Linked DNA regions of Mus musculus: region 2 is linked to region 1. Evidence: chromatin loops called from intact Hi-C (ENCODE). Cell type or tissue: heart. All regions are shown on one strand.

What was found. A loop is a pair of places that touch in the nucleus more often than their neighbours do. Peaks named below come from ENCODE experiments on the same cell type or tissue, not always from the same donor. Only the 100,000 strongest peaks of a DNase experiment are listed, where the experiment ranks them.
Region 2: it touches region 1 in a loop (3-fold over the local background); 1 of 42 quality-filtered maps calls a loop at or near these places.

What each region holds. Positions count from the first base shown.
Region 1 is chr16:32,428,737-32,433,736 of GRCm38, forward strand. It overlaps Tctex1d2 (Tctex1 domain containing 2), which reads left to right. Exons shown (of 5, transcript NM_025329.4): 5 at 20-363. The coding sequence ends at 67. It overlaps Pcyt1a (phosphate cytidylyltransferase 1, choline, alpha isoform), which reads left to right and starts at 2,185. Exons shown (of 9, transcript NM_009981.4): 1 at 2,185-2,295. In heart, a CTCF peak has its summit at 2,019; a DNase peak (open chromatin) is centred at 2,145; H3K4me3 peaks cover 2,569 bases; H3K27ac peaks cover 2,030 bases.
Region 2 is chr16:32,611,590-32,616,589 of GRCm38, forward strand. It overlaps Tfrc (transferrin receptor), which reads left to right. Exons shown (of 19, transcript NM_011638.4): 2 at 1,579-1,637; 3 at 2,977-3,178; 4 at 3,604-3,805. The coding sequence starts at 1,602. Among named protein-coding and RNA genes, the nearest start is that of Tfrc, 5.2 kb to the left of the region's middle. In heart, CTCF peaks have their summits at 1,751 (motif pointing right) and 2,751 (motif pointing left); no DNase peak of the experiment used is centred here; H3K4me3 peaks cover 360 bases.

The DNA.
Region 1 (5,000 bases):
TCTGTCTTTTTCATTGTAGGACAGCTTATTCTGTGTGGTGGCAGCATTTGGGTGTTTCTACTATTGAATCGTTGGGAAGTGTGACTTCAAGGAACCTTAACTTTTTTATATTGTTAAATTTCCTGACCAAATAAAAACAAGTTGGCACTTTGGTACCTAAAATCTGTTAAGTTGTATATGTTTAAATGGCTTGATTTTATTATGTTATCTCTGCCCTTTCTACATTTGGAAAATATAGAGAAAAAGGGGAAAATTCATTTTAATATGTCAGATGACTAGATACTTGGGTATATTTTCTATTCATTGTTCCTTATAAGATGTAAAAAAATATTTATAAAATAAATTGTGTGTTTTCACCCCTTATGTCATGAATAGTTTTTATGACTTTCATAATAGCTGCATTTATATCATTAGGTTATACCATTTGAATTTTGACCTTTCCTTATCAAGGGGCTAATTTCAAATTTTGCACCATTATAAAAACTTACTTTCTTTGTACTGTTGCTTTCGTTTCTTCTGGCCTGTTATTTGTGCTCAGCTATTGGCTGACTACCCTATGGTTTACACAGCTCACTGCTTAAAGGTATATCCCTTTTGTTTAGTGACAGGGTCTGAGAAATTTCAAGTGTACATGAAAGTAGAGCAAGGAGTTTCAGCCAGGTGGTGCTGTCACACGCCTTTAATCCCAGCACCCAAGAGGCAGAAGCAGGTGGATCTCTGTGAATTATACATTAGCCTGCTCTATACAGAGACACCCTGTCTAGAAAATAACCACCACCATAAAAAGATTCCTAGGTTTCTATGTTAGCTACAGTCTAAACTACTACCTTTGTGATGCCCATCTTCCCCAGAGAGGCCCTTGGTGTCTCCTCCAGCTACGAAGTCCTTTTTTGGGGGCATTTTATCTGCCAAGTCCAAATACCTATTTGAACTTAAGTGTGTGTGCTAGCTTTTAATCATTTTTCTCCTTAGAAGCACCTCAGCAGATGCACAAGTTCACCCATCCTCTTTCCTCTCAGTTATCTTCAAGTAAAAAATGCAAACAAATACATAAAAGTCTACCCCCACCCCCCCCATCTTTCTCCTGTAGAGTTTTCTTCCCACTTGCCTTACAGCTACAGAATTGCACAGGGTGTGGCGGCTAATGACCGCACTCTAGAGTCTGAGGCAGGAGGTCCACTGCAAATTCAAGGCCGGCATGGGACAAATAGTAAGGTCCAGGCCAGTCTCGGCAACAGTAAAGGCCATGTCTGATAGTTACTTTTAATTCCCCTCAAAAAGTCTGGAGAGAGAGTTCAGTGGTTAAGAGTTAAAAGCACTTACTGTTCAATTAAGACTAGAATTAGCCCGGCAGTGGTGGTGCACGCCTTTAATCCCAGCACTGGGGAGGCACAGGCAGGTGGATTTCTGAGTTCGAGGCCAGCCTGGTCTACAGAGTGAGTTCCAGGACAGCCAGGGCTACACAGAGAAACCCTGTCTCGAAAAAACGAAAAAAAAAAAAACAAAAAACAAAAAACAAAAAACCAAAAAACCAAAAAAAACAAAACCCACTAGAGTTCAGGTCCCAGCACCCAGGTATTCACAAAGGCCCGTTAACTCTAGCTCCAAGACATGTCACCCCATTTATGGCCTCCGTGGACACACAAAATCTTAGAAGTGTGTTGTGTGTGTGTGTGTGTGGGGGGGGGGGACTCGGCCAAACAAAATCCCCCAAAAGCTCACCGTAGGAAGTTCGTTCCCTAGACTACAGCCTCCTTGTCTGTGCATTTTTGCCCTCGCCTCTACTCCTGCTCCACTACTTCCCGGGTCGATTTCTAGGCTCGTTTTCTGATGAGTCAACCCAGGTCCGAATAACTGGCAGACAGAGGATGAGCTCAGACCCGAGCTCGCCTGACCGAGCCGGCGGGCTCGAAGTCCTCGGGGAGGTCGGACATCGGAGCCCCAGCCCTGCGGAGAAGGCGAGGGGCAGCGGGCGCAGGGGACGCCGGGAGACCGGCGGCAGGAGGCGCCACACATCCGGAATTCCGAGCCCGCCGACCCCGCGCCTGCCTCCAGCGCTTCGGCTCAGTCACCCCACGCGCCCGGCCCCTCTGGAAGCGGAACTACTCTGTCAGGTTGTGGTTTTCAGGAATGCGGAGGTGGCATTGACAAGAGGGCGGGCGGGAGGCGGGACTTCCGGTCCGCAGTCCGGTCAGATGTTTCCCGGGCGTCTCCCCGCAACCCATTTGACTTCGCTAGTCGGTGACGCGGCGCGGGGAAGGGATCCGAGGGGGACCGGAGCCTGGAGGAGTTGAGGTAAGGAAACTCCGGGTAGTGGGTGCTTTGCGAGGACAAAGGCGGGCTGGGAGCGTGAGGGGGCTGCGACTGAAGAGTGGGCCAGTGACAGCTAGGGAAAGTGTGAAGCAGGAGGCTACTGTGACCGAGGTACAATGACAGCCAAGAGGACTGTGACCCAGGGGTGGCCGCTTGTGAGGGGTCTGTGACCCCCGGAGCAGTAAATGCGAGGGACTCTGACCTCGGAGAGCACGAGGCAGAGGCTGCGACGGGACCATGACCGAGTAAGTATGCAGCAGTGACTACCCGGGGACTGACTGATCGATGGATAGTGACTGAGGGGATTGATCCGAGGGACCATGAAGCAGCGGCTGCGAGGGCGCGCTCACCGACAAGCAGCGACTTTGAGGGCTGACTTGGAGGAGAATGTAAGATCAGGAATTGGGGGTGGTGCTTTGCACTTGTGTTTGTGTACAAAGTGTGAGTGAATGAGCGAGGGACCCACCCGGCACAGGTCTTACGAAGAAACCGCACTGGTGTGAGACCAGACCAGAGTTTGAATTTTACGGGCAAACTTCCGTGGGTGAGAAACTTAGTTCACCACTGAGCTAGTGTCTTCGTCAGTAAGCGGAAAGTTCAGAGTTGGATTATGCCACCCAACTCTGAGTCCCAGTTTACTATTGGGCTGTGAAGACAGTTTAGTTGGATGGCAACTAACTAAATACAGACAACTGGTCTACAATAGAAATCCCCGCTGTGTTCACATAGTAAGGATTTATAAAATAGGTTTCAGGTGTGTTTGCAATGATGCTATAAAGTTAGCTTCCTACATCTTACTACGTATGCAGTAAACGAGCTAAAGTTTGAAAACTGGGTGTGGTGATACACAACTAGAATTCAGACACCCAGGAGGCTGAGACAAGTATTTTCAGTTGGGCTTAAAAATTTTGGTGGACTTAAAGTGTTTTGGTTTTGTTTCTTTGCTCTTGCTTGTGAGTTTGTTTCTTCAAGTCAAGGTGTCTCTATGTAGCCCTGGTTGTCCTGGAACTCCCTCTGTAGACCGGGCTGGCCTTGAACTCAGAGATCTGCCTATTTCTGCCTCACCAGTGCTGGCTCTGAGGCATTAATACAGGATCTCACTATGTATAGCCACTGACCTGGAACCATCTAGACCAGGGTGGCCTTGAACTCACAGAGACTCCTGGCCTCTGCCTCAAGATTAAAGGTGCATGCCACCATGTCTAGCTTTTTGCTGTTGTTGCTTTTTTAGTTTGAGAAGTAGTGGGTTTGGATTATTTGAGGTTTTTCTTTCTGTAATGATTCTATGATTAAGGAACTGCAGAGAAGTAAGTGTAGAGTGAGTTAGGAACTGGGACCTGTGCTGGCCACAGGCTCCAACAGATGGCCTTAACTGGAGAAAGCTATTTGACCGTAATCAAGATAGCTAGTTATGATTGAGGACTAAAACACAATTTTTGTTGGGAGAGCCAAAAGCTATATTGAAATAGGGATGGTGATAGTTATAGAAGCAATAAGGATATAGGCGTTTGTTGTGGAGAAACTGCCAGGAATAGGCATTGAGGAAGGAGAAACTTTGAGGATAACACAGTTTAAGAGCAAAACTGCAAACCCAGAAAACAGTTTGCTAAGAATAAAATAGAAGTAGGGAGAGATAGATCTTCATATTCTATTCAATCTTTATGGTTGGAGAGTCTACAAGTAAATAGGATTGCTATTAAAAAGGTATTGGGTCAGGTGTGGTACCAAATGTCTTTTATTCCAGCACTTGGGAGGTACAGATAGGGATATCTCTGAGCTCAAGGCCAGCCTCAACTGCAAGTGGAGTATCAGGACAGCCAGGATTGCATAGAAAGACTTTGTCTAAAAAAAATTAAAAAAAAAAAGATACTGGGATAGGGCATGGTAGAACATACCTTTAAAGACCAGCCTGCTCTCCATAGTAAGCTTCAGGACAGTCAGGAGAGAGAGAGAGAGAGAGAGAGAGAGAGAGAGAGAGAGAGAGAGAGAGAGAGAGAGAGAGAGAGAATGAATGAGAATGAATATCTCAAAACAAAACAATGGTAACAGGAATTTGAAAGCTAGCTGTGGTTGTATATATCCTATCATTTGAGAAGTTGAGGCTGGAGGATGGTGAATCCTAGGTTAGCCTGGGCTGTTTTAACTTCACTACAGTGTATTAATCTGGTTACCTACCTAATAGCCACCCTTCTCACTGTACACTTTACAATAGGGAATGAAGAGTCAGAAAGGTTCTTAAGTGGAAATTGCTGAGGGTTTGGAGGACTATTCTGGCCTGACCAGTTACACCTTTAGGACTAATGCTTATGTACTTGACACATATTTTACACAACCAGAAGGAACTAGAAGAGAACCTGCTTCAACTTCACTTCTCTAGGGAATTGGCTAGTTTTTCGCTTGTGCTTGTTTGTTTTTGTTTTTAATTTGGGGTTTAAACCAAGGCTGATTTGCCGATTTCTTTCAAAGCAAGCTAGCAAAATGGCTGGGTATGATGGTACAGGCTTGTACGTTCAGCAGCTGGGTGGTAAAGGCATGAGGATCACAAGTTCACGGCCATCCTTGAACTCTTTCCTTGGCTGCATAGAGAGTTTGAGGCCAGCCTCAGTGAGAACCAGTATGGTGACTTTATTGAGAGAGAATGAGCTTATGATTTCTCCTTGTATAAATATGGAGAGTTTGTCGTTCTT
Region 2 (5,000 bases), 180 kb after region 1:
TTTTATCTTGTCAGGTTATCACTGTGTAGACCAGGTTGACCTTGAAAACAAATTCTCTGCTTCCCAAGTGCTGGGATTAAAGGCGTGTGTCACTAGCTCTGACACTGGCTACTTTGGAACTACTATGGTGTTCACAAATGCAGAGTTGAGTGTTGGGATTAAATGGAAATTTCATGTCTTTTTTTTTAACTTTCCCTTCTACACAGGGCTTCTCTGTGTAGTCCTGGCTGTCCTTGTAGCTCTAGACTAGGCTGAATTCAAACTCAGATCCACCCACCTAAGTGCTGAGATTAAAGGCATGTGCCACCACTGCCCAGTTCTGAATTGTTGGGGTTTTTTTTTTGTTGTTATTCTTAATTTTAGTTCGATGAATTAAAATCGAAATAACTTGTTTCTTAGAAAAATAAGGTGTAATTGGGTTATAAAGCCAAATTTAGACATTAATACCAACAGCCTGTTTAGGCTCAAAATTGTTCAATCATTTTATTAGTATTATTATTAATCATATCAACTTGAGACCTGTTTGGGAAAGCAGAATATTTTAGGGATAGCTATTTCAGACAAGCATTAATGTGTTAGCTGTTTTTTTCCCCCTAGAATATGATTAAAATTGGCTCAGGGTGGGGCCTTCTAGTTCTGGCTCTAGCGATTGGGTCTGTTTCTGGTGAGGTGGTAGTGATAAACTGTAACAGAAGGGACAAGAGATTGGGCTTCTGAGAACATGTATGATCTGGTATGTGACTTTAATCATTAAAGCATGGGGATTCAAAAATACTAATGAATAGGCCTTAGAACTAGTCCTGAGTGTTTTGTAAAATAACAGTCTTAATTCTCCTAGTTTCTGGATTTTTTTCTTTGTCTTTGGATACTAAGTTTAAGCATTTATTTGGACAGAGTGGTGCCCACTAGCTGTTCTATTCTAGTACTTGGGAGGCAAGAGGCAGAACGAACATGGCCAGCTTGGACAACTTAAGAAAACTGAAAGGCTTGCCATCCTAGTTTTTCTTTTGATTAAACACACTTATATTCTAACTAGTTTTCTCTATCCTTTGGGTTTTGTTTTGTTTTTTATTTGTTTTGTAGCTCTAGCTGGCTGGCTTCGGAATTGCCTGCCTCCCAAGTGCTAGGATTAAAGGCATCACAGTCACTACCCAATTGATATCATGATTCTTAATTCAACTTCTAAGAACAAATTATCACACTCTGAATCTAACATGGAATAGCATTATCCATGTTCAGATATCTTTGTCTCAAGGCTCAGGTTTATCCTTTGTAGCTTTCTTTTTGCTATCCCACCTCTATTCAGCATCCAGTCAAGGATCACTGAGTTGGTTATCAGTAAATTAAACATTTTAATTAATGTCTAGGAGACAGGTTATGGTATAGTTCTCAGTGCTGGGAAGTTGACATGGTAGGATCTCAGTTCATGGCCAGCCAGAACTTTCTGGTGAGATCCTGGTTCAAGCACTACAGAGCTTTTCTAGAAAAGTAACTATATTTAGGAGTAAGTTTGATATAATGACAATCCCATCGTAAGCCTTCAGTAACCTGATGCATTGGTCTCTGTTTTAATATCAGGTACTCCCTTGTAGCAGCTGAGAATGATGGATCAAGCCAGATCAGCATTCTCTAACTTGGTAAGGTACTTTCATCTATCTGAAAAAATGTTCAGTAAAAAACAAAACAAAAACATGACTTCACCCAGTGAGTACAAGATGATACCCCCAATTTTTTTTTTTTTTATTATATGTATGTACACTGTAGCTGTCTTCAGACACACCAGAAGAGGGCGTCAGATCTCATCAGATGGTTGTGAGCCACCATGTGGTTGCTGGGACTTGAACACTGGACCTTTGGAAAAGCAGTTGGGTACTCTTACCCACTGAGCTATCACACCAGCCCCAATACCCCAAATTTTGACCAGCCTTTTTTTTTTTTTTTTTTTTTTTTTTAAATCTGAACTAATGGTATTAAGGTGAAACAGATTGCACAAAAGAGGTACTAGGTTTTTCTTTGAGGCAAGGTCTTTCTATATTGCCTCAGGTTGACCTTAAACTCCAACTTCCTTTTTTTCCCCAAGTGCTGGAGATTGTAGACAGATATATACAACACCCCAAAACAAATATGTTTAGTTTCGATTAAGATTCATTATGTGGGGCTAGAGGGATGACTTAGAGGTTAAGAACACTGCCTGCTCTTCCAGAGGTCCTGAGTTCAATTCCCAGCAACCACGTGGTGGCTCACAACCATCTGTAATGGGATCCGATGCCCTCTTTCTGGTGTGTTTGAAGACAGCTACAGTGTCCTCATACATAAAAAAAATAAACAAACAGATCTTTTAAAAAAAAAGGTACAGTGTACTTATACATTATATAAATGAATGATTCTTTAAAAAATTAATTATGGGAAATACTTATGAAGAATAGGGTAGCTTTGGCTGTTTTGGAAACGTTATATAACAAGGTAGAACTAAAATGTATGCCAGTAATCCCAGAGGAATCATTAGCCAGTCAGGGCTAGTCTGAGCAATGTGGCAAGATAAACCCATCTCTTTAAAAAAAAAAAAAAGTATTATAAATAGAAATGTTATAGGAAACAGGAAATAGAAACCCTCGAAAGGCTGAATGAAAGAGTATTAGTGGGCTGGAGAGATGGTTCAGCGGTTAAGAGCACTATCTCCTGAGTTCAGTTCCCAGTGACCACATGGTGGCTCACAGCCATCTGTAATGAGATCTGACGCCCTCTTCTGGGGTGTCTGAAGACAGCGACAGTGTACTCACATAAAATAAATACATAAAGACTGTTAGTTAGCCTTCATCTACCATTTACAGAACTGGGCACAGAAAGGAGTTCATCAGTTATAAAGGGTAACTTTCCATATGAATGTTTGTCATATTATTATGCATATAGTATAATGACCAAACTACTGTAATGTCTTAATATTTGTATCTCTTTTCTCTTTTTTAAAAATATCAGTTTGGTGGGGAACCATTGTCATACACCCGGTTTAGCCTTGCTCGGCAAGTAGATGGAGATAACAGTCATGTGGAGATGAAACTGGCTGCAGATGAAGAAGAAAATGCCGACAATAACATGAAGGCTAGTGTCAGAAAACCCAAGAGGTTTAATGGAAGACTCTGCTTTGCAGCTATTGCACTAGTCATTTTCTTCTTGATTGGTAAGAATGAGTGGCCATTCAGAAGGATTTCTTATGACTAACTAGTTCTTAGACTAGCTAGTTCTTAGACTAGCTAGTTCTTGTTTCTTTTGGATGAGGAGATGCTTTGTACTTTAAATGGCACTGGGGCTCCCTACCTGCCGGCAGATTAGGTCCTGCAAGATGGGAAACGTTTACATTATGGATGTTTTATTAGAGATATGCAGGACATTTGGAATAGTACTAAGAAAGGCTTCCAGTAAGACAAGGTGTGCACCCATGTCTTAAACAGGTCACTGTAAAATATGACTTAGTTGTGGTAATTTAAATTCCATTAAACTCAGGTTCATAATTTTCTATTAGATTCTCATAGTTTAATTAAAAGTTTTCAGGGATAAGTTAAAAATGAGTTCTGTGAGTTTAGCTCTAAAACTTCCTGTTTTTAGGATTCATGAGTGGCTACCTGGGCTATTGTAAGCGTGTAGAACAAAAAGAGGAGTGTGTGAAACTGGCTGAAACGGAGGAGACAGACAAGTCAGAAACCATGGAAACAGAGGATGTTCCTACATCATCTCGCTTATATTGGGCAGACCTCAAAACACTGTTGTCAGAGAAGTTGAACTCCATAGAGTTTGCTGACACCATCAAGTAAGCTCAACTTCCCAAGTTCAGTCCTGATGGAAACGTTTTTGTTGGGGGGGTAGGGAGACTTGAAAGGCTTTCAGAGGGTCCTCCTGACAATGTGGAACTATGCTGACAGGAAATTAGGACTTACCTGGAGAGCCTCATAGCCTCCTTTTTCTTCAGAATCGTTTTATCAGTTGTAGTTTAGTGTGGGATGTCAGATTTTCTTCTGTTCTAATATTCCTTTTAAAAATTTTTTAAAATTAAAATTACTTTTTATGTATTATGAGTATAGCCTGCATATATGAATGAATGTGCATTACTAATTACACTTATCTCCTAGTGCCTACATAAGCCTTATAGATGGTTGTGAGCCAGCATGTGGGTGCTGGAATCCAAAATGGTTCTTGCAAGACCAAATATGTTACATCCCAGAGCCATTACAATCCTCTAGCTCTCTTTAAAGATTTTGATTTGTATTTGTGTGTGCCACTGCAGTACCTCTTGGATTCACCAATAGTGTTTACAGTGTTTGATCTTGCTTCTCCAGATCTCCTAGATGGTGTTGTTTATCATTCCCCTAAAACTCCTATACAGATATATAAGGATGGGGCTTTTTTTTTTTAATTTTTAAAAAAGATTTGTTTATTATTATATGTAAGTACACTGTAGCTGTCTTCAGACACTCCAGAAGAGGGCATCAGATCTCATTACAGATGGTTGTGAGCTACCATGTGGTCACTGGGATTTGAACTCAGGACCTTCAGAAGAGCAGTCAGTGCTCTTAACTGATAAGTTAATAATAAGTTAACTGATAAGGTAATAAAGGTCCCCTATGAAAAGGGTTCAGACCCAAAGAGTCAGAGATCCACAGGTTGAGAACCTCCTGCCCTAAATCTTGTTGCTCTCCTTATTCAAGACCACTCCTGTTGCAGTTGCTCTTAAGCATGAGTATGCTCCCTTCTGAAAGTCTCCATAGCAGCCATCTCTCCAGCCCCAGAGTGAGGCTTTTAAAGGAATCTTCATGATAAATAGAATTTTTAAAAAAGTAACTGAAGTTACTTAAGGTGTTAAGGTACATTTTATTCCCTCAGTAACTGGTTAATCTAGCAGTTTTGAGTCATACTTCATTTATCTTGACTTTGAAGAGTAAGATATTAAAACAATTTGCTTGATCCTTGAAGTAAGTATTTAAATAGACATTTTAATGCAGACTTTT